2 separate regions of the Homo sapiens genome follow, and region 2 is linked to region 1. A link is a contact called in ENCODE Hi-C or POLR2A ChIA-PET data. All regions are on one chromosome and are shown on one strand. Each heading gives the region's core, a stretch centred on a gene start or an enhancer-like site at or near the end of the contact. The rest is flanking DNA. Distances are from core to core; before and after follow the strand shown.

What was found. Hi-C counts contacts between places; a loop is a spot of excess contacts on that map. ChIA-PET counts read pairs that join two places held with the same protein, here RNA polymerase II (POLR2A). Pooled maps may share reads with other maps.
Region 2: a map of Calu3 shows a loop between it and region 1 (4-fold over the local background). The contact joins the promoter of LINC02577 here to the enhancer-like site in region 1. A Hi-C loop is called at or near these places in 5 of 168 maps with a recorded cell type or tissue (Calu3, K562, MCF 10A and 2 more), 1 of 37 single-sample maps with no recorded cell type and 10 of 50 pooled maps. POLR2A ChIA-PET finds 5 or more read pairs at or near these places in 2 of 52 experiments (K562 and PC-9).

Annotation. Positions count from the first base shown.
Region 1 is chr7:106,732,891-106,739,383 of GRCh38, reverse strand. No RefSeq gene overlaps it. Among named protein-coding and RNA genes, the nearest start is that of LINC02577, 39 kb to the left of the region's middle. Within about 2 kb of position 2,708, at least 3 of the 41 ENCODE cell types and tissues checked have a DNase peak (open chromatin) inside an H3K27ac peak, as active enhancers do.
Region 2 is chr7:106,772,312-106,778,804 of GRCh38, reverse strand. It overlaps LINC02577 (long intergenic non-protein coding RNA 2577), which reads right to left and starts at 3,787. Exons shown (of 5, transcript NR_170304.1): 1 at 3,605-3,787. RefSeq lists enhancers at 2,517-3,716, 3,828-4,122.

The DNA of each region.
Region 1 (6,493 bases), core at 1,459-3,958:
CTGTGCCATTAAACTTTACAGTTTGGTTGACTCCAGGTAAATACTATAGAGCAAAAATAATGAAAATGGTACACTGTTGGTGCAAGAGTAAATAAATTAATAGCGTAATGGAGAAAATGTAGAAACACTGAACTCTACATAAAAAATTAGTATATGATGAAATAGCAGTTATTTTATTTTAAATTTTTTTTACACAAATAAGTTCTTTAGCAGTGATTTCTGAGATTTTGGAACAACCGTCACCCAAGCAGTGTACACTGCACCCAGTGTGTAGTCTTTTATCCCTCACCCTCTTTCCCCGCTTTGCCCCAAGTCCCGAAAGTCCACTGTGTCATTCTTATGCCTTTGCATCCTCACAGCTTAGCTCCCACTTATGAGTGAGAACGTATGATGTTTGGTTTTCCATTCCTGAGTTACTTCACTTAGAATAATGGTCTCCAGTTCCATCCAGGTTGCTGCAAATGCCATTATTTTGTTCCTTTTTATGGCTGAGTATATAATATTTTCAGTATTCCATGTATTATACACCATATTTTCTTTATCTGCTCATTAATTGATGGGCATTTGGGCTGGTTCCATATTTTTGCAATTGTGACAAAGTAGCATTTTAAATCAATGAGGACAGGAAGGGACTTTCAATAAATGATGCTGTAACAATTGGCTTATCATTTAGAAAAGTTTTCTGCTTTAGAACACACAACTCCACATGTATTAAGAATATAAATGTGAACAATAAAAATATAGAAAAGATATCTGTGTAAAGAAGTTATTTCTATGCTTAATGGCAAAATTTTAAAAAAATTGAGAGATTTGATTATTTAAAATGAAAACAGTTCTGATCAGCAGATAATCTGCACAAACAAAATCAAGTCAAATGAAAAACTGGAATCATACATTTGGAATACATAATACAGAAGAAGGATTAATATGTTCTACACACACACACATTTTATACATATATATATATATTTTTTTTTTTTTTTTTTTTGAGACAGGGTCTCACTCTGTCACCCAGACTGAAGTGCAGTGGCACAATCTTGGCTCCCTGCAGCCTTGACCTCTTGGGCTCAAGTGATCCACCTTGGTCTCCCAAAGTGTTGGACGTGAGCCACCACACCTAGTATATTCAATATGTTTTTTAAAGCCCTTACAAATCAACAATGTAAAAAAACTTGTGGGGAGCCTGAGGGAATTCGCCCATACAAATAAACACAAATATCCAGTAAACACTCACAAATTGAATTCAACCTTAAATGACAGAAAAATACAAATTAAAACAATTAGAAGGTATGAATTTTTACTTATAGCAAGTATCGTTTAAATGATAATACCCAGTTTTTTTTAATTATACTTTAAGTTTTAGGGTACATGTGCACAATGTGCAGGTTTGTTACATATGTATACATGTGCCATGTTGGTGTGCTGCACCCATTAACTCGTCACTTAGCATTAGGTATATCTCCTAATGCTATCCCTCCCCCTTCCCCCCACCCCACAACAGGCCCTGGTGTGTGATCTTCCCCTTCCTGTGTCCATATGTTCTCATTGTTCAATTCCCACCTATGAGTGAGAAAATGTGGTGTTTGGTTTTTCGTCCTTGCGATAGTTTGCTGAGAATGATGGTTTCCAGCGTCATCCAGATAATAGCCAGTTTTGATAAATATTCAGAGAAATAAAACTTTCTCACTGGACCAACAGGGGTGGATATTAGTACAGTTTTTTTGGAGGACAATGTGATAATGTGTATCAAATGTCTTTAAAACATTCATGTCCTTTGAACACATAGAAATGTACTCCTAATAAACAATTATGAATTATTTGTCTATGAGAATATTCATAATAACACACTAGGAAACAACCAAATGTCGAATAATATGGGAACAGTTAAATACAGCTACCATGTAGCCATGAAAAATGATGTTGGAGAATAACAGCATAGAAGAATGATGTCCACAAGATGGCAGAATAGGAAGTCCCAGCCCTCATTCTTCTACAGAAACACAGATTTAATAATGATGTAAGTAACAAAATACCTTTATGAGAAGACTAATTCTAATTAACAGCTTGCAGTACCCTTGGATAGGCACAAAACCAAGAGCAGCTGTGCTGAAACAGATAACAAAATGAATTTCACTTTATCTACATCAGCCCCTTGCCCAAATCAGCACAGTTCAGTGACTCCTCCTTTGTGGGGAGTGGGGGAGAGTGGGGAAAATGTCCAATGGTTCCCAGCCTTTCAAGATGCTCCCCAAGGGGCTAGTTTAGCACACACAGAGTGTTGAAAAGATTGGTATTGTTACAGTAACTAGACAGGCATGAGCAGGGCAGGAGAAGGCTCTCCCCCAACCCACCAGGAATGTCAGGTGTCCCTCAGGTGATGGTTCGGCAGTTACCACACTGCTTCCCTAAAAATGATAATTTGGCAGCTGTTGCCAAAGGGCTGGTTTATGCTCTGCGTCACAAGGAGTGAAGAAAATGAAATAGTCCAGATTCCTGGGGCAGGTGTTGCTGGCATGGCTCTGAGAGATTGGGATAATGCGCATAACTGAGGCTTCTCCCTTAGGAAAGAAGGGAAAGAAAGGAAACTGTGAAAGAAGCCTTTCACAGTGCTGATTGAGAGGCCAGTTTCGATCTTGCCTCACACAGATCACTGATGGAACAGACACAGTCAAACACCAGAGGGAGCAAGAGATATGGGCTCCTGAAAGAAAAACGCTGAATACCTAGAGCAGCTAGGAATGAGGGCCCTGAATCTCTAGCTGAGTTGATTGATGAAGGCCTTTCCTAATCAAAGCCAGTCTGTAAAGACTGTGAAAAGGGACTGTTTTTTCAGGTGTACAAACACCAATGCAAAGCTACAAGGACATGAAGAATCAGGAAAATGTAACACAATTAATAGAACGAAAGAAATCTCCAGTAACTGATCATAAAGAAATGTAAATTTATGAACTGCCGGACAAAGGATTCAAATAATCGTCTTAAAGAAGCACAGCAAATTGCAAGAGAACACAGATAGACAACTACAAGAAATCAGGAAAATGATACATGAACAAACTAAGAATATCAACAGAAACAGAAATTATGAAGAACCAAACAGAAATTCTGAAGCTGAATATAATAACTGATCTTAAAAATTCACTAAGGGGCTTCAATAGTGGACTTGATCAAGCAGAAAAAAATAATCAGGAAACTAGAAGACAGGTCATTTAAAATTATCCAGCCAGGAGAGCAAAATGAAAAAGAATGGAAACAGTGAATAAAGCCTAAGGGAATTATGGGACACTATAAAGTGAAACAGTTTATGCATTACGGGAATCCCAGAAGGAGAAGAGTGAAAAAAAAAAGAAAGCCTATTTAAAGAAATAATGGCTGAAAACTTCCAAGATCTGGGGAGATAAATAGCCAGATTCATGAAGCTTAAAAAAATCCCAAATTGGATGAACCCTATATACAGAGACATATTATAATCCAATTATCAAAAGCTGAGACAAAGAAAAATTAAAAAACAAGAGAAAAGTGACTCATCATTTACGAGAAGCCCCCATAAGACTGTCAGTGGATTTCTCAGCAGAAACCTTGTGGGTCAGAAGGGAGTGAGGTAATCTATTCAAAGGGCTGAGTGGGGGTAGTGGGGGAAAAACACCCTGCTAGCCAAAAATACATTACCTGTCAAAACTGTCCTTCAGAAATGAGGGAGAAATAAAAAATGTTCCAGACAAACAAAAAATGGAGAAATTCCATTACCACTAGACCTGTCTTACAAGAAATACTAAGTGGAGTTCTTCAAGTTGAAATGAAAGGACACTAAACAGCAATATGAAAGCACACGAAAGTATAAAACTTAGTAGTAAAAGTAAATACATTGACCAACACAGAAAACTGTGGTAATGTAATGTTGGTGGATACATTTAGCTCTAGTATAAAAGTTAAATGAAAAAAGTTTAAAAAATAACTATAAATATGAAAATTTATGGATAGATATACAATATTAAAAGAAGATAGAAGCTGGGTATAGTGGCTCACACCTATAATTCTAACACTTTGGGAGGCTGAAGATTGCTTGAGCCCAGGAGCTGGAGACCAGCCTGGGAAACATGGCAAGACTTTGTCTCTACAAAAGAAACAAAAAAATTAGCTGGGTGTGGTGGCACAGGCCTGTAGTCCCAGCTACTTGGGAGGCTGAAGCAAGATGATCACTTAAGCCCAGGAGGTTGAGGCTGCAGTGAGCCATGTTCAACCTAGGTGACAGAGCAAGATCATGTATCAAAAAAAAAAAAAAAAAAAGATTTAAAGTGTGACATCAATAATATAAAGTGTGTGTGTGAGAGATATAGAGTTTCTGTATACAGTGGAAGACAAGTTATCAGTTTAAAATAGACTACTGTGTTTCATGCAATCAAGGTAACCACAAGGAAAATTCCCATAGTAGACATACACACACAAAAAAGAGAAAGGAATCAATGCAAATCACTATAAAAAGTCAATAAATCACAAAGGTAAACAGAAAAAAGGGAAAGAGAAACAAAAGAAATACAAAACAGAAAGCAATGACAGTAGTAAATCCTTACTTATAAATAACTACTTTAAATATAAATGAATTAAACTCCTAATCAAAAGACATAGAGTGGCTGAGTAGATGAAACAACAAGATCTAACAATGTGCTGTCTACAAGGGACTCACTTTAGAATCAAAGGCACACATAAGCTGAAGGTGAAGAGATGGAAAAAGACATTCCATGCAAACGTAACCAAAAGATAGCAGGCTGGCTATACTTATATCACACAAAATAGACCTTAAGAACTATCACAAGTGACAAAAAAGGTCACTATATAATGATAAAAGGGACAATTCATCAGGAAGATATAACAATTATAAATGTATATGCACTTAACATAAGTGCACCTAAATATATAAAGCATACATTGACAGGTTTGAAAGGAGACATAGCAATACAATAGTAGTGGAGGACTTCAATACCTCACTTTCAACAATAGAACATTCAGACAGAAAATAAATAAGAAAACAGTGCTGCACTGAAACAATACCATGGACCAGATGGATCTTACAGACATACATAGAACATTCTATCCAATAGCAGCAGAACACATTCTTCTCAAGTGTACATAGAACATTCTGCAGGACAGATCACATGTTTGGTTACAAAACAAGTTTCAACAAACTTAAGAAGACTAAAGTCATACCAGGTATCTTTTCTAACCACAATGCAATGAAACTAGAAATCAACAACGTAAGAAGAAATGGAAAATTCTCAAATATGTGATTGTCCCTGGATAACTCCTATTCATCCTACAATGCTCAGTTTAGGAGATGCCCCTTTTGGTTATCTTTCTTCATCCTCCCATGCCCATCTTACCAGTTCTCATAGCTCTTCCTTTCTGTGGAGGGAGCACTTGATAACCTGCACAGCCCTTGATCACAATGCTTATTAAACTATACTGTAATTCAGTTTGCTTAGAATATAAAATCTTTGAGGGCAGGAACTGAGATGATCACTTTTGTATTTGGAGTACCTAGCAAGTGCCAGGTGCTAGAGTTCAATGAATGTTTGCCAAACAAAGGAATCATTCTCAATGTTAAATCCCACATTCCTATTTAATAAGAACTCCAGGTTCATCTTATTTCATTTTTAAATTCTCTCATTATTCCAAACTCAAAATTAATGTTTATGGGGGCCTGAAAGTTCATTTAAACTCGTAAATCAGGCTAGTGTTGGGCCTCAGGTGAAGTAGAGTGTCCCTCTAAAAGCATTCAAATTTTAGAAGTTTTGTTTTTTTATTTTTACTTATGATAAAAATATATAAAATTTATCATCTTAAGTGTACAGTTCAGTAGTATAAAGTATATTCCCATTCTTGTGCAATAGATCTCTAGAACTTTTTCATTTCACAAAACTGAAACTTTATACATGTTAAACAACAATTCCCTATGTTCCCCCTCTTACCAGCCCCTGCCAACCAACATTCTACTTTCTGTATCCATGCATTTGGCTACTTTAGATAACTCATATGTGTGGAATCATACAGTATTTGTCTTTTTATGACTGTCTTAATTCGCTTAGTATAATGTCTTCCAAGTGCATCCATGGTGTAGCACGTGACAGGATTTCCTTCTTTTAAAAGGTGAAATACTATTTCATTTTCTGTATATAACACATTTTGTTAGTCCATTTATCTGTGGATGGACATTCAAGTTGCCTCCACCTCTAGGCTATTGTGAATAATACTGCAAGGAACATGGCCATCCAAGTATCTTTTTGAGATCCTGCTTTGAATTCTTTCGGAAAAATGTGTTTTTTCAAAAACCCATTGCTGGCCAAATAAAATATAGCTTCTAGCCAGAGGCAGACTGTAAGATGCCAATTTACAATTCCTGTTATTTTTAATGTATTTTGTATAATGGGGACAATAGAAAGGCAGTGATAGCCCTGACAAAGAACAGAAAGCTCTGAGTCCAGTAGGATGAGAAGGAGTT
Region 2 (6,493 bases), core at 2,538-5,037, 38 kb before region 1:
CTGCACCCTCTCTCCCTCTCTCACTTCCACTGCAGTGAAGAGAAAGAATGCCTTTCTGGGAAAAAAATTACTGGCAAAAAAAACAAACCAAACCAAAACAAACGCCAAGAAACCCCACAACAACACAGCTGCTGTGATTTCTGTGGGTCCCAAAGAAAAGAGGAGCTAACTGCTGCTTCAGCCTGTGTAATAGCCAGGTCCTGGGACAGAATTAGCTACAGTTAGAAAATAAAGTCAACAAGGTGAGTACAGCTGGAGATGGAACATTTACTGCTACCCATCTACTAGCTTGGAATCAGGGAAGTAATTAGTCCAGTGTGGATCAGCATTGGTCATGGACTAGAGGAGGACATCTACCCTTGCCCAATCCTGAAGCCCCTTTTGGGCCCTGCTGGAACTCACAGTCCATTATTAGCAAAACCCAATAGTGTCAACCTTGGCTCTGACTCTTCCAGCACCATCTCACTCTGATGAAAACATGGCTGTCCTCTGGGAACACTGCCTTCTGATTCTGTCGTTATTCTCCTTGTCCCGTGGTGGCTGTGGTTTGCTCCCTCCAGTTGTGCCATGGGGCCTGGAGGTGGGGTGCGTTTCTTTTACACTCCTCATTGCCACTTCTGCATCATTACCTCTTTCTCTTTCCTAAAAGTGTCCTGCATTGAATCTCAGGTCATCAGGTTATGTCACCTGACTTCTCATTTTGTGACATCTGTCATCCTGAAGTCATTCCCCCTGGTTCCTCAGTGTTCCTGCCTCACCATTGCATTCCTCTTCCTGTCTTAACTCTGGGCAAGTTCAACTTACACATGGATTGTCCCTCCATTATCCTGGTCTCTCAGTTCCCTACTGACCTTTCCTCTCACAATCTGGTCCTTCCCCTTTCATCACCGTGATTGCAGACCCTGTCATTTCCCACAGCTGTGTGGCCTCCACGGCTGCAAGGCATGCCGCCCACTCTAGGACCCCTGCTTCCTCTCTTCCTAGCACGCTTCCTCAATCACCCTGTGTGCTAGAACTGTCAAAGCAAAGTGCCACAAATTAGGTGGCTTAAAGAATAGAAATGAATTCTCACACAGTTCTGGAGGTTGGAAGTCTGAGATCAAGGTGTTGATGGAGTTGGTACCATGTAGGGGGCTGCCCCAGGCTGCTGTCCTGGCCTCTGATGAATTGCTGGCAATCCTTGGCTTGTAGACTCATCACTCCAACTTCTGCCTTCGTGTTGACATGGTGTTCTCCCTGTGTGCCTGTCTGCACCCAAATTTCCTATTTTTATAAGGACACCAGTCACACTGGATTAGGACACCCCCTCATCTTAACTAGTCAGGATAAGTAAGGTAACATTCTGAGGTACCAGAGGTTAGGACTTCAACACTTAAATTTTTTTTTGAGGGGGGCATACAATTTAACCCCTAACATGCTCCATCTCCAGCAGTCCTTCCACTCCCATCTTAAATTCATGAACATAAACCCTTAATGCTGCTTGGCAAAGGCAAACATACTCCCTGATATGGTTTGGCCCTGTCCCCACCCAAATCTCATCTTGAATTGTAGCTACCATAATCCCCATGTGTTGTGGGACGGATCTGGTGGGAGGTAATTGCATCTTGAAGACAGGTTTTTCCTGTGCTGTTCTTGTGATAGTGAACAAGTCTCACAAGATCTGACGGTTTTATATAGGGCACTTCCCCTGCACACGCTCTCTTGCCTGCCGCCATGTAAGATGTGCATTTGTTCCTCCTTTGTCTTCTGCCATAATTGTGAGGCCTCCCCAGCCATGTGGAACTGTGAGTCCATTAAGCCTCTTTTTCTTTATAAATTACCCAGTCTCAGGTATTTCTTCATAGCAGTATGAGAATGGACTAATACACTCCCTCCCCTATGTCATCAGTTTTTCCCCTCTTGGCCTCATCATTACTATCACCATATAAAGATGCTCTTATTTCTCTCACATTAATTATATTAAAAACTTTCTTGACCCCACATCCACCTGTAACTCTCCCTCCAGCTCTACTATCTCTGCTGCTCTTCACTGAATGATTCTTCTGGGGTTGTCTATACTTACTGCCTTCAATTCTTCTCCTCCCATTCCCTTCAGTCCCTTCCAATCAAGCTTTTGCCTCCACTACTCCTCTGAAAGTTCTCATGTCAAGGTTAACACAGTTTGTAGTATTAGTGAATTTCTTCTTTCTTTTTTTTATCATGGTTATCCTCGATGAAAAATTGAACTTACTCCCATTTATTGCATGCATTAAGTGATGAGGTTTGCCCAAAGCTCAGGAAAACAACAAGGAGAAGGTGAAATAATGAACAATATATAGATTGGCAGGAAAAATACAGAATGAAAAAATTGTTTAGAATAAGGTAATCCTTTTATAGCATTGGCCACTCTATAGAGATTCGATTTTTAGCATTTACATTTACACATTTTAACCAATTACTTTGCCCACTTGGAGCACGTGGATGCATTTACACTGACCACTCTGTGTCCTTCCAGGTTTTCCCTGGATGGCCTTCTTGATCTCTGGCAATTTGGAATCCCAAGCCCTTTCTGGGATTATTACCTAGCCCCCAGGTCAACCCTCTCTAGGGATCCAGGGTGGAGGAGGGAGGAAGAGGAGGGGGTGGTGGTAAAAGGGGGTAGGAGCAGGAGGATTTAGTGGAACAAAGGGATGAGAGAAAATAGGAAAGAAGAAAAAGCAGCAGACCCAGGCAACATGTGCTGTGGCCATAATAACTGTTTTCTGTACTGTCTGCTGCAACTAAATTTTAAAAACATGCTTACCCTTTTTTTTTTTTTAAATGAACAAACTCCTTCAGAGGGGGTGGATTGTATAGTTTCTGGCATGCTGCAGGGGAGAAAAAGTCCATCTCGATAACTTATAAGCACGCTTTGAATTCAGAACTTTACAATTCTTCAGAAACAACTAATGAAAAAAAGAGTGCTGTTGGGCTGACTGTGAGTCACTTCCCCACCCTATGATTCACTAAGTCACAAATGCTGGACATGCGGACAGGGGAGAAGGACTTTTGATTTTGAGGATTCATGAGCTGATTCAGTACTGTCTTTATGTTTTGATGCTATCCAAGTTCAAGCTTTGAGGTGTTTTGGCATCATAAAGCAGCATCAAGGTAAGGGATCAAAGGATGGGAAAAGCCAGCATGAGTGAAGGTTTGTTAGCTAGAAGCGTCCAATTCTTGCATAATATCAGAAGGCAAGGTTAGGCAGCTACTGATAGCATGGATGCTGAAGAAAGCTGAAGTACTTTCAAATCCAGATAGCTCCAATTGCTTGCTCTCCTATGACTACTCTTAACTGAAATATTTATAGTGACTCAAGAACGACAGCAAAATAAATATCCTTGGGCTCCCCACTGGTCTAAATCCCTTCACAAAAAACCTTGTCACTGGAAACACTGACAAATACTATATGTTTAGAAAACATCATATAAAATATCCAAATAAATAAGCTATACAGTAATTGGTCCTTTAAATTATTTTAAGGAGGTAAAATATTCTAACATCTGAATTTCTACCTGTCAGAGGCTTTTGAACCAGAGCAATTCCATCTTGAATAGGGGGTGGGTAAAATAAGGCTGAGACTTACTGAGCTGCATTCCAGGAGGTTAAGGCATTCCTAGTCACAGGATGAGATAGGAGGTCGGCACAAGATACAGGTCACAAAGACCTTGCTGATAAAACAGCATGCGTAAAGAAGCTGTCCAAAACCCACCAAAACCAAGATGGCGATGAAAGTGACCTCCAGTCGTCTCACTGCTCATTATACACTAATTATATAATGCGCTAACATGCTAAAGACACTCCCGCCAGTGCCATACAGTTTACAAATGCCATGGCAACATCAGGAAGTTACCCTATATGGTCTAAGAAGTCGGCAGGGGCAGAGGCGGGAACCCTCAGTTCCGAGAATTGCCCACCCCTTTCCTGGAGACTCATGAATCATCAACCCCTTGTTTAGCATATAATCAGGAAGTAACAAAAAGTATCATCAGTCGAGCAGCCCATGCCGCTATTCTGCCTATGGAGTAGCCATTCTTTATTCCTTTACTTTCCTGATAAACTTGCTTTCACTTTACTGTATGGACTTGCCTTGAATTCTTTCTTGCGTGAGGTCCAAGAACCCTCTCTTGGGTTCTGAACTGAGACCCCTTTCTGTAACAAAAACATTTAATTACGACGTCATGACATTCTGGAAGGTTTCTTTGGAATGATGTCCTAGTTTGAGCTCCCAGTTTGATAGTACAAGTTGAGTATCCTTAATCAAAAAATCTGAAACCTGAAATGCTCCAAAATTTGAAATTTTTGAGTGCCAACATGGTACTCAAAGGAAATGCTCATTGGAGCATTTCAGATTTTGGATTTTTGAATTAGGGATGCTCAACCAGTAAGTATAATGCAAATATTCCAAAACTGGGAAAAAATCAAAATTGGAAACACTTCTCATCCCAAGCATTTCAGATAAGGGATACTCGCCCTGTAAAACTTGAACATTCTTGTTAGTAGAAAATTAAATGTAATGAATGAGATGAATGTACCTGTATTTGGTTTTTCTGTTTTAAGAAACTAAATGTTCAAAGATTATTAGCATACACTCAATTACAGAGATATTAAATACTAATTGGATTGTGACTCTGATTTTATTTTCATCTAGATTATTTTGATTTACCTATGACATTATTTCATATCATTGCTCATAGGAAGCCTACCTTTTTGCTTGGTAGTGAGTGTGAAGCAGCTGAAAGAAATGGAGATATTTGAGAAACTACCAGCTGGTAACCAATATATACACTTGAGATACATCTATGTATTTTTCAGATTGGAACAGTGAGTGACTATAGGTTCCAAAACAAAATTTGGTGTTAAATCCCCCATGAGTATCTTGTGCGATAGCATATTTTAAGATTGCTGAATTCATGGGGGAAAAAAGCATACTGCTAAACCAAAATGCATGAGTACAGTTGAAAAGTTAAAAAGTTATATTCCTGTTTTTGAAATTTTACCCCAAATTTTGACGACAACAACAACAACAAGACTGCTTGGTTAAGTTTATTAGATTAAAAATATTGCTAAAATCAGGCTAAATATGCATGCAAAGTTCCTTCTGATATGACCTGGCTGAAAAACATTAAAAATCAATAGAATTATAAACTAAATCATGCCTTGAGCTGTGAAAGACGAAATGACCATCACAAGTAAACTGATAGGCATGAGTTCTCAATAGGCAATGACTTACTTATGTTAAAAGATGGAAGAAACATAGATCAGTGTAGTTCAAGCCCTTCACAAATGTTAGAAACCAAGAAATTGAGGTGCACAGTGGTTGCTTGACTTGCCCAAGGTCCCATGACTTGTCAGTGGCAGAGCCAGGCTGGAATTTGACCCTGCATTCCAGGAATGAGCACCTTTATTATACCATGCCAGGCCAGCACCAAAATTCCAGGACTGCTTTTACAAGTGTTACATTTAACCAGGGTTCTTAATTACTAGCTGGTAAGGAATTTGCATAGAACCATATGGATGTAGATCAAAATCATGTGATTAAGTGTTTCACAAGTGGTAAATTACATATATGTGTATATATATATGAATGAGAGAATTAAAATTACTTTAAAAATATATTTAATTTTAAAAAAAGCCTTGGGATCATCTATTGAGATGAAAACAGTAATGTCATGGAAAGATTACCAGATGTCTACAGGAACTGACCTCCCATCTTGCCCTGCCATTCATTGGCTGTGGAATTGCTTCATTTTCCAGTCAACAAAACGGGGATGTTGATGACTGCTGTACCTTCAATAAACACTCTGAGGATAAATAAAATAGAATAAGTGGAGTGTTCCGAGGGTTTCTTACCTTCCTAAAAGAATTAAAATAGGAGACTTAGGCTTTAGACCACAACTTGTTTAACTTATGTTGCTGATGACTACAAGTTTCCTTGCAGTTATGAGTCAGTGATTCTCAGGAATTCCTTTTTGCACCACTTAACCTTTAAACTGTTTTCTTTATTGAACCTTAGATTTAGAAGACTGAGAAATCACCTAGAGATTTCTCCTCTCAGTTCAACTACCCACTCATAGAAATGCTGATACAGAACTTATTCCTGTGCAAGGTAGTTTATTCCGTGGTTGGAAAGCCACAATATAGAAAAATGTTCATGTTATTGAACAAAAATTTATCTCAGTGTAATTTTTTTGTCATTCATTTTTATTTTATTTTTCTATAGGTTATTGGGGTACAGGTGGTATTTGGTTACATGAGTTAAGTTCTTCAGTGGTGATTTGTGAGATTTTGGTGTGCCCATCACCTGAGCACTATATACTGCACCCTATTTGTAGTCTTTTATCCCTCACCAGGCTCCCACCCTTCCCTCCAAGTCCCAAAAGTCCATTGTATCATTCTTATGTCTTTGTGTCCTCATAGCTTAGCTCCCGCATATAAGTGAGAACATACCATGTTTGGTTTTCCATTCGTGAGT